Linked DNA regions of Homo sapiens: region 1 is linked to region 2. A link is an interaction called in ENCODE POLR2A ChIA-PET data of the cell type or tissue named here. Cell type or tissue: IMR-90. All regions are shown on one strand. Links, peaks and the distances in the headings refer to the core of each region. The heading gives the core; the rest is flanking DNA.

Evidence for each region. Peaks named below come from ENCODE experiments on the same cell type or tissue, not always from the same donor. Only the 100,000 strongest peaks of a DNase experiment are listed, where the experiment ranks them.
Region 1: POLR2A ChIA-PET joins it to region 2 with 9 read pairs; 3 of 35 experiments call an interaction of 5 or more read pairs at or near these places.

Annotation. Positions count from the first base shown.
Region 1 is chr12:29,765,558-29,773,379 of GRCh38, reverse strand. It overlaps TMTC1 (transmembrane O-mannosyltransferase targeting cadherins 1), which reads left to right. Exons shown (of 18, transcript NM_001193451.2): 2 at 5,305-5,482. Among named protein-coding and RNA genes, the nearest start is that of TMTC1, 14 kb to the left of the region's middle. In IMR-90, for the core only: no CTCF peak of the experiment used is centred there; a DNase peak (open chromatin) is centred at 4,049; H3K27ac peaks cover 777 bases.
Region 2 is chr12:29,601,031-29,608,852 of GRCh38, reverse strand. It overlaps TMTC1 (transmembrane O-mannosyltransferase targeting cadherins 1), which reads left to right. Exons shown (of 18, transcript NM_001193451.2): 7 at 4,554-4,675. Among named protein-coding and RNA genes, the nearest start is that of OVCH1, 110 kb to the right of the region's middle. In IMR-90, for the core only: no CTCF peak of the experiment used is centred there; no DNase peak of the experiment used is centred there.

The DNA of each region.
Region 1 (7,822 bases), core at 1,664-6,663, 160 kb before region 2:
AGTGATGGGGTTTATCTTAAGCTCCAGGCTGTGGGAGTGAGGAAGCAGAGGGCAGCCAACAACTCTTTCTTCTCCCTTTCTCTCCACCCCACAACCCCCTTTGGTGCCAGATTTTGTGACCCCATACCCTTTCCTGGGAAGGGATATGGCATGCTGCAAACCAGCTTATCTGAGAACTCACGGCCTTACATTTCTGGGAAGTTTTACAGGAAGGCAGAGTGAGTTCAGATGGAGAAGGGGCGATTTGGGTTCATATTTGTGGAACTCTGGAAGGTTTTCAGATAGTGAGAGATGGCTATTAAGATTATTTCCAAAAATATTATTTTATTTCCTACTGCTTGGCCTAGTTTTAAATGAAGAATGAAGGCTACACCAAATAAAATGAGAGATTCTTGAAGTCAAAGGGAAAGATGATCTTTTCCAATTGCAACTTAATGTAAGTTCAGTAAATTTTCATTTAGAATCTATTGTATGCTGAGTGAGATGGATACAATGACAAAAAGAAATTAGTTTCCTATAGTGTATGAAAAACGTTTGAGGAATATAGTTAATGAGTTTTTTAAAAAATTGGTTAAATACTTTCAAAGGGGTACATTCAGGGTGATATAGAACCTGAGATGTTCTTTTTAGATGGTATTTCATGTGGGTTGTCATTATACTTCTTTGTGGACATTTCTGGTTATCCAAGCAACTGATATAATTTTAAATCTTTAAATGTGTACTAGCTTCAGTGTTACCTCCTACTTTGAGCTGAAGCCTGCCTCTCAGTACTTTGCATATTAAAAGTTGAAAATTGCTAAAAGGGTCAGGCTGATCTTAGAGTGAGTGAAGTGAGCTGGATGTGAGGTTATGTTGTAATACTTTGCATTTCAGGTACATGGGAATATTCTCCTCTTCCAGAAATATGCTTTCTCCCATTTTTCTTCAAGCAGTCATTTTGACTGTCTTATTGCCCATGTGTGATAGTCATGCAGGCTCAAGAAATATTTCACTTTCCTCTTTACCGTACACAAAAAAAAATTGTGTGCATAATGATAAATGAATGCCTTCAGGTTAGGAATATGATAGGAATTGGTAGAGACTATGGCAAATTGTGAGCCCTTGTCCTCTCGAGATGGGCACACAGATATTTCCATGCAGCCGTGTAGGCCCAGAGTTGTCAGGTCTTCTAATATTTCAAGAGAAGCTGGAAATTTTTATATGAAGCCACCAGTTTTTAAAACCCTGATAAATAAAAAAGAAGTATGAAAGTAAAACAGAACAACCTGCAGGCTAAACCTAGCCTTTGGGAAGACAGTTTGCAACATCTTTATTGGATTGTAGTTTCCCCTTAGGGAGCTACTTAGAATAAATGCATTCCTTTAGTATTGCTTTTCATTCATCCATTCATGTTTATTCATTCATCTGAATGCCTATTGTATGATAATCATGAATGAGGCATTGTGCTAGACACTGTGGATGTAGCCATAAATATGGCAAAGATCTTTTCCCCTGGAGAACTTGGCATTATTTCTGTCATCTTTCTCTAGGCTGAGCATCTTCCATTTCCTCAAAGCTACATTCAAGAGGCATCATTTCTGAGGGTCTTCCCTCCCCCCTTAGCATCCTGAAGTTCTCCTGTGAAGGTGCTCTGTGTTTAAAAAGTCCTCTGACTGTCTGCTGCCCCACTTTGGATACCACCTATCTTGCCTCTCCCATCCTCAGGTAGAATACCTCCCTCTTCCCCATGTCTGCACCTGGTAAGTTCTCCCACTGCCAGAATTCCTTAACATTTAATTCGCTGTTTAATTACCTTGCCTGCTCCTACTATGCTGTTAACTCTTTGGGAACAGATGCCACGTCTTACTTCTCTTTGTATCTCTGGGCCCTGAATCATATCTGACATGTAGTATGTGCTTAATAAATACCTGATTGTGTAAATTGAAATGAAAAATTGTTTGATTTGTGCAGTTCCCTGTCTGTCTGGTTTGGTCTGTTTTGATAACTGACACACGTTAACTCTGTGTACATAGGGCAATGACCTATGTACAGTTTTAATCTAGATTGCAAGTATTTTGTTGTCTTTTATATCCCCATGTGAGCCTTTATTCTTACCACTATTCCGTCTAATCCTGTTAGAATTAGCTAACAATTTCAGCCATTTAAACTCTTTGTGAATGTCAGTTAGTTCTTCTGGTACATTAATTCTCCTTTCCAGATAAAGGCATTTTGTATCTTGATAAGTATACACTGTATAGTTTCATTAAACCTTTGATAAAAATATTGGACAGAACAGAGGTAATATCAGAACCCTGTGACATACACTGGAGATCTCAGTCCAAGGAGACATTGATTTATTATTCACTACTCTTGGTGTTTGCTACAAATCTATCTTAGGCTGTCTTGTTTGCAGGGAGATTTTGAGAGATTTTGATAAACGCCTTTGTTAAAATAAAGATGTGATGCATGCATCACATCCCCTTTTCTATTAAATTATGAGGTTAATCAGTGAACCCCCTTTTTGTGAACCCATATTATCTCCCAGAATCAGAACTTCTTTTCTCTGTGATCACACGTAGAATACGCTAGAAGCTTTCGTTAGCATTTTGTCTCAAGCTTACTTGTCTGTAATTTGGAGAATTCACTCTCCATCTTTTTAGATATTTTAAAAATATTCCTAACTCCAGATTCAGGGTGATTTCTTAAAGCTTAGATTCACCAATGTTAGGTTCCAGGTAAGGGACTTTCACAGCATTATGTCATTACTGCGGGGACTCCTCATTCAGCAATTTATTTTATATTTTGGGATCTAATTGAATTCACTTCATACACCAGGCATTCTTGTGTGTACGTTTTTAAGCTTCTGATGCATGAACGATATCTTGTGCAAGCGTGTTTTTTCTATAACCCCACAGATGGAATTAGGTGCATTAGGGCCTGTTATTAAATTTAAGCCAACCGTCAGAAGTCTCTCTATTCTGCATGTCTGTCTTACAGAAGTATTTTTTCAGATTTTGACTAAGTTCAAGAAATAACATGGATAACGCTTGGACATTTTCAGATATGACACATATGAACCACAAAGGTGATTCATGCCTACCATTTTATACTGTTTTTGGAAGGAGAAAGGAATATATGTTAAATACCTGATAAGAGTATAGGTAACATAGTAATAATGCCATCTTTAATGATGCTTTTCAGTTTTTGAATGGTTGAATAATAAATACTTTGCAAAAATAAGCCTTTTTTTTTCTTTTTAAAGAAATGGTGCTATTATTTGTGATCCAAATTTATTATCTAAATTTTAGGATCCATGGGAGTAGTCAAATTTATCAAGGATTTGGCTTGTTAGATGTCTTGCCTTTCTCACTATTGCCATTTTTACCATTTACACTGTGAGATGCATTCTTGTACATTCACTCTAACATCTTTTATATGTATATGTACATATGTATGTATTTGTATATATACTTATGTATATATAGTTTATATATATTTTATACAAACTTTTCTTGTTACTTCTTTATGGAAAATTCCTGGAAGTGGAATTTTCAGTCAAAAGTGCATACCTTTTAAAGCCTCCAATGCATGTTGCCAACCAAGAGACCTTCCAACTTGGACACCTACCGATCAGATGTGAGATTGCCTGTTTTCTCTCATCCTTGTCAGTGGTGTGAATGAATTTTAAATGAATGGTTTAGTGTGGAAAGCTCAGCCTGCTGAAGTGGAATGCAGTGTAAAATCAGTCTCAGAGGGGTGGACTCTTAGGGAACTGCATCCAAGTTCTCCAAGGACCTGGACTTGGTCTTGACCTTCCTTAACAATTATCCCATCCCAAGCTTTCTGACTTCAAGCAGCTCTGCTGCCTCGTGTGTGTTTCTATACAGGAATGGCATGCTGGTCTCCCCGCTTTGTTGGACCTATGAGTTCTCTAGTTCACTGCCTATTCCTTTTTCCCTCTGGATGGGCAATTTCCCACCAGGCTCCTGTATTGAGGATGCTGGGGTGTGTGCAGACTCATGAGTCTGCCAACATACAGCTGAGTCAAATCTTGCATCAGAGCCCTGGAGTTGGATCCAATTCAACAATTTAGTTTTCTAGGCTTAGTTAAGACTCTGATTACTTCAGTGGGAGTGAAAATGGAGTTTATTAGTAACTATGACATTTGCATTCATATGTCCAAATAAATCTTGAGATGTTTAAAATTCTGTAGGTTAAAGCTGTGCATGAATTACGTCAATTATTTAGAATACGCGTATGTCATCTCTAAAGCTGACTTTTTCATTCTTAGTTGTTTTGGCAAAGAAGAGCTGTTTCTATAAGAGAAGCAGATCAAAGGCCTGAGAATTGAAGACCTGGGATTGCTGTTTTGGTAAAATTGACTAGAATACAGACAACTGTAGGCAGCACCACTTAGGGTATCAGTGCTCCCTGGAAAGAACCATACCTTGTGCAAGTGTATTTTTTCTGTAACCCCACAGAATCAATTGGGTGTATTATGTCCTGTTATTAAATTTAAGGCAACCTTCAGAAGTCTGTCTATTCTGCATTTCTGTCTCATGAAAGTATTTTTTTAAGATGTTGAGCAATTGGTTTTCTTTCCCTTTGTGGTTCTCTTTTAATTGCTTTGTCACAGTCTTAGAAATCAGGTACTGAGATCTGTGGGAATTTATGTTAAAAACATTTAATACACATTGTGGAACATGATGCTTTTGCTCATCTTTTCATTTCAGCTGCAGCTGGTAATAGCCTGTAGGTTCCCTAAAGCTTCCTTTGTGGGGTGGTAATTAGGTGATGCTTCCAGCTGCATAATCTAGAAACCTGGTTCCTGGTGGCACCATGGGTGAGAGAACACATTCATGCTTCATTTGTCCCAACTGTGACTATAATCGTAGTTTCATGGTTTCTGTTCATCTCCGGTGTATGTGGCTCTGACCCATGGCCCTTTGGACTTCCCTTTCAACACTCAGTTGCTTGGGAAGAGCCAGCAGTGAAAATAAGAATATTAAGGGGGCATATTTGCATTAGCCATGGAGTGATGGAAAAACAGGCTCAGCACCTGTTTGCTTGCCTTCTCAGTGAGACCAAAGTTCCCTGAAATAATATTGTATTGTATATGCATGGATTTCTGCACATGGGACAATTCTGAAATAGGAAAAATGTGATACATACCCAAGGCTAAAAAATAACCCAATGTTGGGAATCATTTAAAAATCATTAATCTAATAGCTTATCTTTTTAAATGATGGATTCCGTCTGTGTTCCTTGTGTTTATGTTGAGTTTGTAGCTAATGCAGTTTTTTTCTTTTTTCTTTTGTTTTACAGGCTAAACATATTTTTGACTGGTATGAACCCATTCTACTTTCATGCAGTAAATATAATTTTACACTGCTTAGTGACTCTTGTGCTGATGTACACCTGTGATAAAACTGTCTTCAAGAATCGTGGACTTGCTTTTGTAACGGCATTGCTTTTTGCTGTACATCCTATTCATACTGAGGCGGTAAGTGTAATTGGATCTCAGTGAAATAACGAATATGAATGTGTGTATGTATACGTGTATACGTGTATACACACACATATATATACATGTAAATATGTGTGTATATGTAGATATGTGTGTGTATATAGATATATACATGTAAACTAAGCTGATCTTTTTTCCTTTTCAAAAACATATGAGTTCACTCTATTAAAGTGTTTATGTTTATATATAAAGCATTTTGGTTGACAACTTTTCCTTTTGAATGTTCAAATTGGTTTTCTTGCACCTCCTGGATTTAACTGCTTTTCTAAATAACTGCTGTTATTATTACGGGTAGTAATGAATGGCCACAGTTTGTTCAGTTTTGTATTTGCAGATAATTTAAGTCCTAATGTGTTTTAAGCAGCAAGGGCCATTCGAGACACTTACCATGCTGAGTCATTGTTCCTGCTCCACATTTGTATTTTATCTTTTCTCACCCTGCTATATTTTATAATGTTTATTACGCAGAACTGTAAGTGCTGGGGAAGAACTATAAAAAATTAGACTGACATTCTTCAAGTTAGAAAGACAGACTTAGGAGCCTTACATACTGTTTCCCAAGTTACTTAATAGGAAGGGTAGTTATTGTGTGGGTGATGAAAAATTTATTTAAAAAGTATTGGCTGGGTGTGGTGGCTCACGCCTGTAATCCCAGCACTTTGGGAGGCTGAGACAGGCAGATCACTTGAAGTCAGAAGTTCAAGACCAGCCTGGCCAATGTGGTGAATCCCCATGTCTACTAAAATTACAAAAAAACTTAGCCAGGTGCAGTGGCGGGTGCCTGTAATTCCAGCTACTTGGGAGGCTGAGGCAGGAGAATCACTTGAACCCAGGAGGTGGAGGTTGCAGTGAGCCAAGATTGCACCATTGTACTCCAGCCTGGGCAACAGAGTGAGACTCTATCTCAAAAAAAAAAAAAGTATTGATAGCTATGGCCCTTTTTAAAATATTTATTTAATCATTCCATGAATCAGATGGCATTTTTAAGCTGCTTTGTTTCCCAGCTCAGTAAATACAACTGGTTTGTTTGATGTGCATGGCTAGGGGTAGATGAAAACTTGATGAGAGGTCCATGGGCACCACAGTTTTACAAGACTCTTTTCCAGAGTTTCAGCTTGCATCTCTTTGGACGCTTCCCTGAAGCTGATCTGCCTGAGTACACACCTGCAGTAAAGATGTCATGGTGGTTTCCTTCTCCCTCCTCCATTTCTCAGTTGCCCTCTGCTCATTTTAACAAAGTTAAGGAATACCTTGTGTACACCAGCATCTTACTATGCCCCAGGTGTACAAGCCTCTGAGGTACCTTACAAAGGAATAGTCTGATATATCAGTGTCAGCAAGGCATTCTCCAATTAAGGCATCACAAACCCAAAGGAGGGCTTCACATCTCTCCCTGTCTAACACGTATCTCTATGAAGAATATAACATGGCCTTAGAAGTAAGGTATGGTGGCCTGTGTTGCTGTTCTAAATTCAGAAGTGACATAGTTGTCATGGGGATGCATAATAGTATGTTTATTTGAATGGACACAAGAAGTCTGATCTGACCAGTTGGTTTGATGATGAGGACTGGTTTGCCAGTTAGGCTCTACGATGGGCATTTTCCACCAACAAAATTCTAAATCTGTAAGCTCAAAGTTTTGACAAAAATATATTTTGATTGGGTGATGAAGAAAGATCACTTTATAAAAAAATTACACTGTGAAAGGTCATTTTCCCAACTCTTTGTGAGTATTTTAGACTGAGCAAGGTGCCTTTAAGTGGATGAGTATGAGGCATAAGTAATAGTCCTTTGGTGAGTCTCAGTAAAGCTTTTCTGCTGTACTTAAAAGAAATTGTGACAGTAAATGACTGTAATGACAGGTAACTCTAATGATGGCTATGTTTAAATTCTTTGCTTTCAACCAAATTAAAGGAGGACTTGATTGCACTGTCTGTTGGTAGATCATTAAAAATTATGTAAGGTGATAGATCATTATGTGATATTTGCCAATAACTTGGAGTTCAAAGAATAAAGTCATTGCTGTAACAGGTCTACTTCCATTTTCACTTATTTATGTGAACATCCTATGAAGATGAAAGCTAGGAATAGTTGGTACCTGCTGTCATAGTCTAACAAAAGGTAAGATTCAGCCACAGACAACTGAACTTACTGAAAATAAATCTGTTATACCTAGATTATTAAGAGGTGATTTTTTATATTTATTAATTATTTATCATTTTCTGTTTTATTTATGATATATCAAGTATCTGTGAATTAATAATTGGAATAGTAATACAAAATTTAAATTTTAACACTTAGAGGCTTATGGTCAAA
Region 2 (7,822 bases), core at 871-5,870:
CTGGATTTCCTCTGAGGCAATTTACGGCTCTGAGAAAAGCCCTGCTCTTCCCTTAGCTGCTTGGCCTGATGTGTATTTGTGCCGATGGTGACTGAGCGACCCTCTCAGCACCCCCGTCTGGGTGTTAAGACAGGATTTTCACCTCTTTGCAGCTCAGGGGGATGCTTTTCTCTCTTCTTCCCAACCAGAAAAGAAAAATCAAACCTAACACCTATAATAGCGAATCTATCACACATTTTTCCTACAGATATAACAGGTATATAGGTATCAATTCCTTTTCTTTTGTCTAGTTGATCACCAAATTAAAGCTCAGAGAAGTAAATTATTTTGTCTGAAGTTGCAGTTAATCAAATGTCATGTATTATAATGGCTGTGTTATTAGCTGTCTTAGTTCTCATATCTCTTCTCTCCCTGCTGTCTTTGGGAATAAGTGAATTTCCATTCGTTCTTTGTCCTAAAAATGAATGACCATGTGTACTTTGGAAAATACCATGAATTTCCTCTTTTTTCTCCTCATATTTTGTTAGGGTATTATTGAATCTACTAGGCTAAAAGAAGCTATAAATTATTTAGCCAATTTTGTCACATCAGTGATCCACAGGATACAGAATCGGGTTCCCTCCTAGTCTGTCTCATTCTAGAAAATTTAGCCATGTCCATGATGCACTTTTTTTCCCAACTTTACAAGTCTCTGCTTGGCAGATTGATATGTTTTTCAAATAAGTATGTTGTTCTTGAATATTTTTAATCTCTCTTGACTGAATGGGGATGAGGAAAGACAAAGCGTATTGTCATCCATTTAATTTGAAAATAGAAATTTTTTCATGAGTATTAATTTTCTCAAAATGAAATAAAACAATGAAACTTTATTGAGTTTGGGCACTGTGCCACTGTCTTCCATTTCCTGTTTTAAAAACAAAGGAAAACACCCCACAAGATTAGCAATGTAGGGTGGCGGGCTGTGTGTAAGCTCATAGCTCACAACGCCCAAAAAATGGACTTCAGGTTTTCAAGAAATCTTTGTAATGACCCAACTACATTCAACGCTCAGGCATACTTGCCTCCTTTTATAGTTGAGGCACCTTGAGGATGGAAGGGATAATATTGCCTGTCCAAGTACCAATGGTGTATCGGTGGCAGGGTCACTACCTGAGTCTGGATGTGGACCCTGAACACTCACTCACGTTTCTTTCTATGCATAAGGGACCCTTTAGTCACTGCCATTAGGTGAAGGTCAGTTCCATAGCAAAGTGTGCAAAACGCTCATTATCCACTTGCTGACATGACTAGTCTTATTGCCTGCTTTGTACATTCCATATCTTCTCCCAAGAATGTGCCTAGCTGTGACCACCCCTCATTCCCAAATTTGTCTTCCTTGTAAACGTTTATTGATATTTCAAGCCCAGATGTCACCTCCACCAAAAAGCCCTCTCTGCCTGCTCCCCTTCTTCTACCCAGTTTTTTCCTCTGTATCCTGCCTGATACATTTATTCACTTAATTGATTTATTCAGCAAATATTCACACCGGGCACTGAGCTAAGCAAAAGTCGTTCACCAGTGAACACAAGTCAGGAGCACTCTGTGCTCATGGAGCTCACATTCTAGTGAGGCAGACAGACAATAAAGGCAGTAAACACCCAGATACACACGTAATTACAACTAGAGTGATGTCATGAAGGAAATAAAGACTGTGCTGGTGTCTGAAGAAACTGGTGGAGGAACAGATGAACACGCAGCCCTGTGGCTTTTCCATGTGCACATCAGATTTCTGGGGGAGGCTGATCGCTCCTTGACTCTCCCCCCATCTCCGCATCCCCAACAGCAATCAGTGCCATGGGCATCCTGCTCACTACGGGTGTCCGTGAGTGAGGGGGGGGGGCAGGAAGGTTGGCTGTGCTCCCAACTGACACCCACCACTGAGATGAAGGCACCTCCCAACCTGGTCCAGCCTGGGTGACAGAGCCAGATTCAGTCTCAAAAAAAAAAGAAAGTGAACACCCACCGTAGTGAGGAAGGTGCGTTGGAAGGGTAAGAACGTGTGATGCTGGGGATATAGAGAGAAGCCTCTTTCAGATTCCCAGTGAGGGCTCTTTCCCAATAACCTTGATGAGGGGCCGTGGGGTGGCTCATTGGGTAAAACAGTATCTAGGGACATGGATAACAGCCTGATCATTGTTCTGTTTATACCTGCACTCTTAATTCTTAATTCTTAGGATGAATTACTAGGGTGTATTACATTCTCTTTAGAAACTTCTTTGGGAAGACGTGAATAATTTTGTAAAAAAGTATTTTAGCTTTCGAAGCATGAAAAGAAGTAATCAACTATCTCTATAAAAGTGCACCTATAAAAAGGGAATAGCAACTTACTACCCAATAATAAGCTCAGAGTGAATGAGGAACATTTGACAAGACACTCTTTATTTGGGGTCTGTTTTCAATTGTAAGAAGAAATACTTGCTCTTGATATACAGGATTCTTGTGAAGATTTTTTAAAATTATGTACTTGAAGGTAATGCTTATATAGTGTTGGTGGGAATGCAAATTAGTTCAGCCACTGCAGAAATAAGTTTGGAGATTTTTCATTGAATTAAAAAATAGAACTACCATTCAACCCAGCAATCCCACTACTGGGTGTATGCCCAAAGGAAAATCATTCTACCAAAAAGATGCCTGCACTTATGTGTTTATCACAGCACTTTTCACAATAGCAAAGACATGGAATCAGCCTAGATACTCGTCAACAGTGGATTGGATAAGGAAATTGTAGTACATATACACCATGAAATACTAAGCAGCCATAAGAAAGAACAAAATCATGTCTTTTGCTGCAACATGGAGGCTGTTAAAGGCCATTATCCTGAGCGAATTAACACAGAAACAGAAAACCAAATACCACATATTCTCACTTATAAGTGGGAGCTAAACCTTGGGTACACACAGACGTAAAGACGGGAACAATAGACATTGGAGACTCTGAAAGGAGGGAGGGGAAAGGGAGGCAAGGGCTGAAAAACTTGCTATTGGGTACGATTTTCACTCTCTGGGTGGCAGAAACAATAGAAGCCCAAGCCTCAGCATCACACAATATACCCTTGTAGTAAACCTGCGCATGTACCCCAAATTGAAAATAAAAATTTAAATTTAAACAAATAAATAAACTATACAGTTTAAATTCTCAAATTGAAATGTACTTTCTAAACCCAAAGTATAGTCTAAATTAAAAAGATAGCTTGCAGCTTTTAAATAAAATGAATTTGTTCTTTTTTTTTTTTTTTTTTTTTACCCTTTTTGGTCAGTTTTGGTAGATCATGAGTTGAAGGCTTGTTACATAATCTATTTTTTTCTTCCTTTAAATTCTGGTTCCTTTAGGTCAAAATGAGATCATTACTTATAGATCCATTAATTATTTAAGGGCAACTGTCCAAATCATATGGAATCACTCTCAGAAATTGTATTACCCTATATATTTTAGTCCGTAAAACAAATATTTTAATAACATCAAGGTGACAAGTATCCCAAGATGTTTAAAATCGTTATACTTTGTATAGTTAAAGTATTTGTAGCTTTTATTAGGGAGTTTTATTTACATTTATGAAATTCTTTTACTTATTCTTTTCCAATTATTAAAAATAATAGACTTTAAAATGTTTAAAGGAAACATTAAAAGTTGAAATATGGACAGTCTATTTGGTTTTTTTCTTAAACTTAAAAAATACATATTCTCCAGTACATTAAGTTTTGTTTTAAATATAACTCTCTTCAAATGTGTCTATACCATAAATACACATGGAAATACAAATGAGTTTTTACAATGTCATTGCAACATATTATCAGTAATAAACAGAAGTTTTTTTCTGTTAATTATAAGTGACATAAAAATCTTTGCAAATAAAGATATATAATAACAGAGGAGGTTCTTTGTCAATTTAATGAATTATTATAACGATTTTTTATTCAAAAAATCAATGGAGTAAATACTCGCTTGCCAGCCTAATTTGAGAGGTGTGAAGGTATGCTTCAATTCAAATGATTCTCTCTCCATTGGCATCCCAAATTTTATCATTAGTATTTGATTTTCTTGATGTTAAACTTTGCTTCTCCTGGTGAATTTTTTAAAGAAAATACATTATATTTTGGGAAGATATAATTAAATTCTCTGCAGTGCCTTACTGCATTTGATTTTAGCCAGTTGCTTTGCTCTTTGAGAATGGGGTGTCTGGAAAGACAGGGATTCTGAACGGAGCCAGAACCAAGAAGCAGGGTTGCTGTAAATCCAGCCCTAAACAACAGGTAGCGGTCACTGACTGTAGTGGGCCAATATCCATGTTTCTGGGTGGCAAATGTGTGTCAGGGTACATGTGTATGTTTTGACATGCCAGCCATTTTAGCCCGTCAGCTTTCTCTGTTAAATTCAGCACGCCGGTCAAAAGGTTTATATTGGTCTAATTTATTCATTTCTTCATTGAGAACCTGAAAGTGAAGGAGATGGTTAAATGCTGCCTGAAGTGGAATTCAACAGAAGTTAATGTTTCCTTCACTATTGTGTGTTTCAGAGACTGGAGCACAAGGAGGTTTTAGTCGGCTTGTTGTTCCTGGTGTTCCCGTTCATTCCAGCCAGCAACCTCTTCTTCAGGGTGGGTTTTGTGGTGGCGGAGAGAGTCCTTTACATGCCTAGGTAACTATTGCACGTGACTTCCTCCTACAAGACCTGCCCTCTGTCACCAACATTGATAGTTCCAGAGAGACAGTCTTCTGTGTGTAGACCATTAGATCCTCATGGGACAAGGGATATTATTATTTCAGCTTTAAAAACAGCCACACAGAAGGTTGGATGAGAGCAAATGTCCACACATGTACTCTTGTTTACAGTGGTTTACCTTCAGTTGCAAACTTTATAGTTTAAATGTGAAATATTAACTTGAGTATATTCAGGATTTTAGTAGTAATCATTTATCACTACATCTATGTCTAAATGGGTGTTATTAAACAGAATTATAATACTTTTCTAGAAATGTTTTTTGACTTGCATAAAAGTATTATGTTCAGTAGCATGATTGTAATTAACTTCTTTTGTTCGTTCTTTTTTCTTCAATTTAAAAATGGAAGCAATCTCAAGAAAATTTGTCCTTGGGAAAAGAACAATGATTTAAAAACTAGAAAAGACATTCAAATGTGTGTGATTACATAATGCCACTTAGCTCTGAATGTTTGAACTGTGCTGAAGCTTGTCTGTTCTCTTGTCTTATTCCAATGTCATTGTTCCAAGGCCACTTTTCTTTTCAGATGCTTGAAAATGTCACTGAATCAGGAAACCAAGTCTTGGTTCTGCCATTTATTGGTTGACTGACCTTGAACAAGACACAAAGCTTTTTTTGCCCCCAGATTTTCTCATTTTTACAATAGAGATTTTAGTAAACTCGCTAAAATTAACACTTTGGACTATGATACTGCCTTTTAGGAAAGTTCATTCTTCTTCTATAAGTATGAACTTTCCTAAAAGGCAGTATCATAAACCAAAATGTTAGGAGGAAATGAGTGTTTTTTATTTATGATATTGTACTAGAAATTTTAAAACACTTATAATTAGAAGTGAATTTCATAATCTTTGATTCCTTCAAACCAAATACCTAATAGCTTTCTTAACACTTTGCAGCATGTGGTTTTGACTTGGTTAAGGGGAAAGCAGCCCTTAATTGTTTACTGTGTCTTCAGCCCAATTTGGGAAGGAGATGAGTGCTTGATAAATACTATTCAATAAGGACAGAAATACAACACAATTCTTTATATTCTACGTGGTTTAAGGTAAGAGTCTTGTGAAGGCTTGCCAATAATAGGGAATACACCTGTAGTATAGAAGACCAAAAAGTGGCATCAATCTGTGTTCTAAATATGTTTTTGCTTAGACCAGTTGAATATATCTTAGCTTTTCTTTGTAGTACTGATGATTCCAATGGAATCATTCTTCATTTGATAGATATTCATAGAGCCCCTCTGCCATAAATGCTCTACTAAAATCTAGTGCTACACAAGTAAGTGAATCTCAGTGTCTGCCCTCAAAGAGTTAACTGCCAATTAACAAAATGGAATCTCTCATATTAAGCGTTTAATAGGTCCTAATATTTTATAAATACTATTGTATTCATTAATGCTATTTTGTCATTAATTGCATCAAAATTTTATTGCATTTTTATTATATTTCACTTACTATTATAAGCATGTTATATTCTTTATGTCAAGTAATTCACACTGTAGTAGTGGGTCACAGCCTGCCCCTGAAGTCAGAGGGCCTGCATTCAAACTCTGGCTTAAACATGATCGTGATTCCTCTAAGCTTGTTTTCTCATCTGCATAAAATGGAAATAGTAATAGCACCCAACTCAATGACATATTGTGATCATTAAATGAAACCGTTATAGGGCCAGGTGCAGTGGCTCATGCCCCAGCACTTTGGGAGGCTGATGCATGTATATCACTTGAACCCAGGAGTTTGAGGCCAGCCTGGGCAACATGGTGAGACCCTGCCTCTACAGAAAATAACAAAAACTTAGCCAGATGTTGTGGGATGCACTTGTGGTCCCAGCTACTCAGGAGACTAAGGTGGGGGATCTCTTGAGCCCGGAAGGTTGAGGATGCAGTGAACCATGATCGTGCCCCTGCACTCCAGCCTGGGTGACAGAACCAGACCCTGTCTCAGAAAAAATAAATTTAAAAACATGAGATGCCAGGCGCGGTGGCTCAAGCCTGTAATCTCAGCACTTTGGGAGGCCGAGGCGGGCAGATCACGAGGTCAGGAGATCGAAACCATCCTCGCTAACACAGTGAAACCCCGTCTTTACTAAAAATACAAAAATTAGCCAGGCACGGTGGCGGGCGCCTGTAGTCCTAGCTACTCTGGAGGCTGAGGAAGGAGAATGGTGTGAACCCGGGAGGCGGAACTTGCAGTGAGCTGAGATCGCGCCACTGCACTCCAGCCTGGGAGACTGCAAGACTCCGTCTAAAAAAAAAAAAAAAAAAGAGATGATTATATATAAAACTTAGAAAGTGTTTTGCATTATATATGGTCAATAAATACTAAGTATTTTTATTGTGATATCAGTTCCCTGAGGTAGCTGATAACATTATTGCTATTTTACAAAAATAAAACCTGGGCTCTGAGAGGTTGGTTAACTTGCCCCAAGCGGTATAGCTGGTGAGTGGCAGAGCTGGAAAACACATCCCTGTCTACTACAGATCTCTTACCTTCCAGACTATATTGCTTCCCTGATAGGAACATCTTAGTATTCTTCTCAATTACAAAATAAGAAGAAAATCTACACATAGTAATGGACTTTCGGCTCAACTCATGTGGTGATCAAGCTTCTAAGAGCCCTAATATCTAGTTCTTCAGGAGCTGGGGGTTCTGGGTGACAAAGATTTGTAAGCTCAGCAAAGTGTCATCTAGTTTAGATACAGGAGAATAATTTGTGAGGAAATAAAGGCAGAGTGAAGGGCTGGAATTTTTAACTAGACATTTAAATTTGATTCTTCTGAAAGAGACCTTAGGTAAATGTTACGGAAGCTCATAGTATTGTCGCCAACCCTTTGTGGGGTATCTTATTGTAAGAGGTTCATCTTGCCCGGGCAGGTATATCCTCCAACCCCCAGAATCATGCCAGCTCCGGCTTTTCCCATGCTGCCATATCTTAAATAAACCTTTCTATGACTCCAGTTTATTTTTTCCTAGGAATAAAATGCCCTTTTTCCTCTAGGAATAGGCTGATTTGGGTTAAAATAAAAGTACTGAAAAGAAAGCATCAATATTACCAACAGCAAGTGCCTGCCT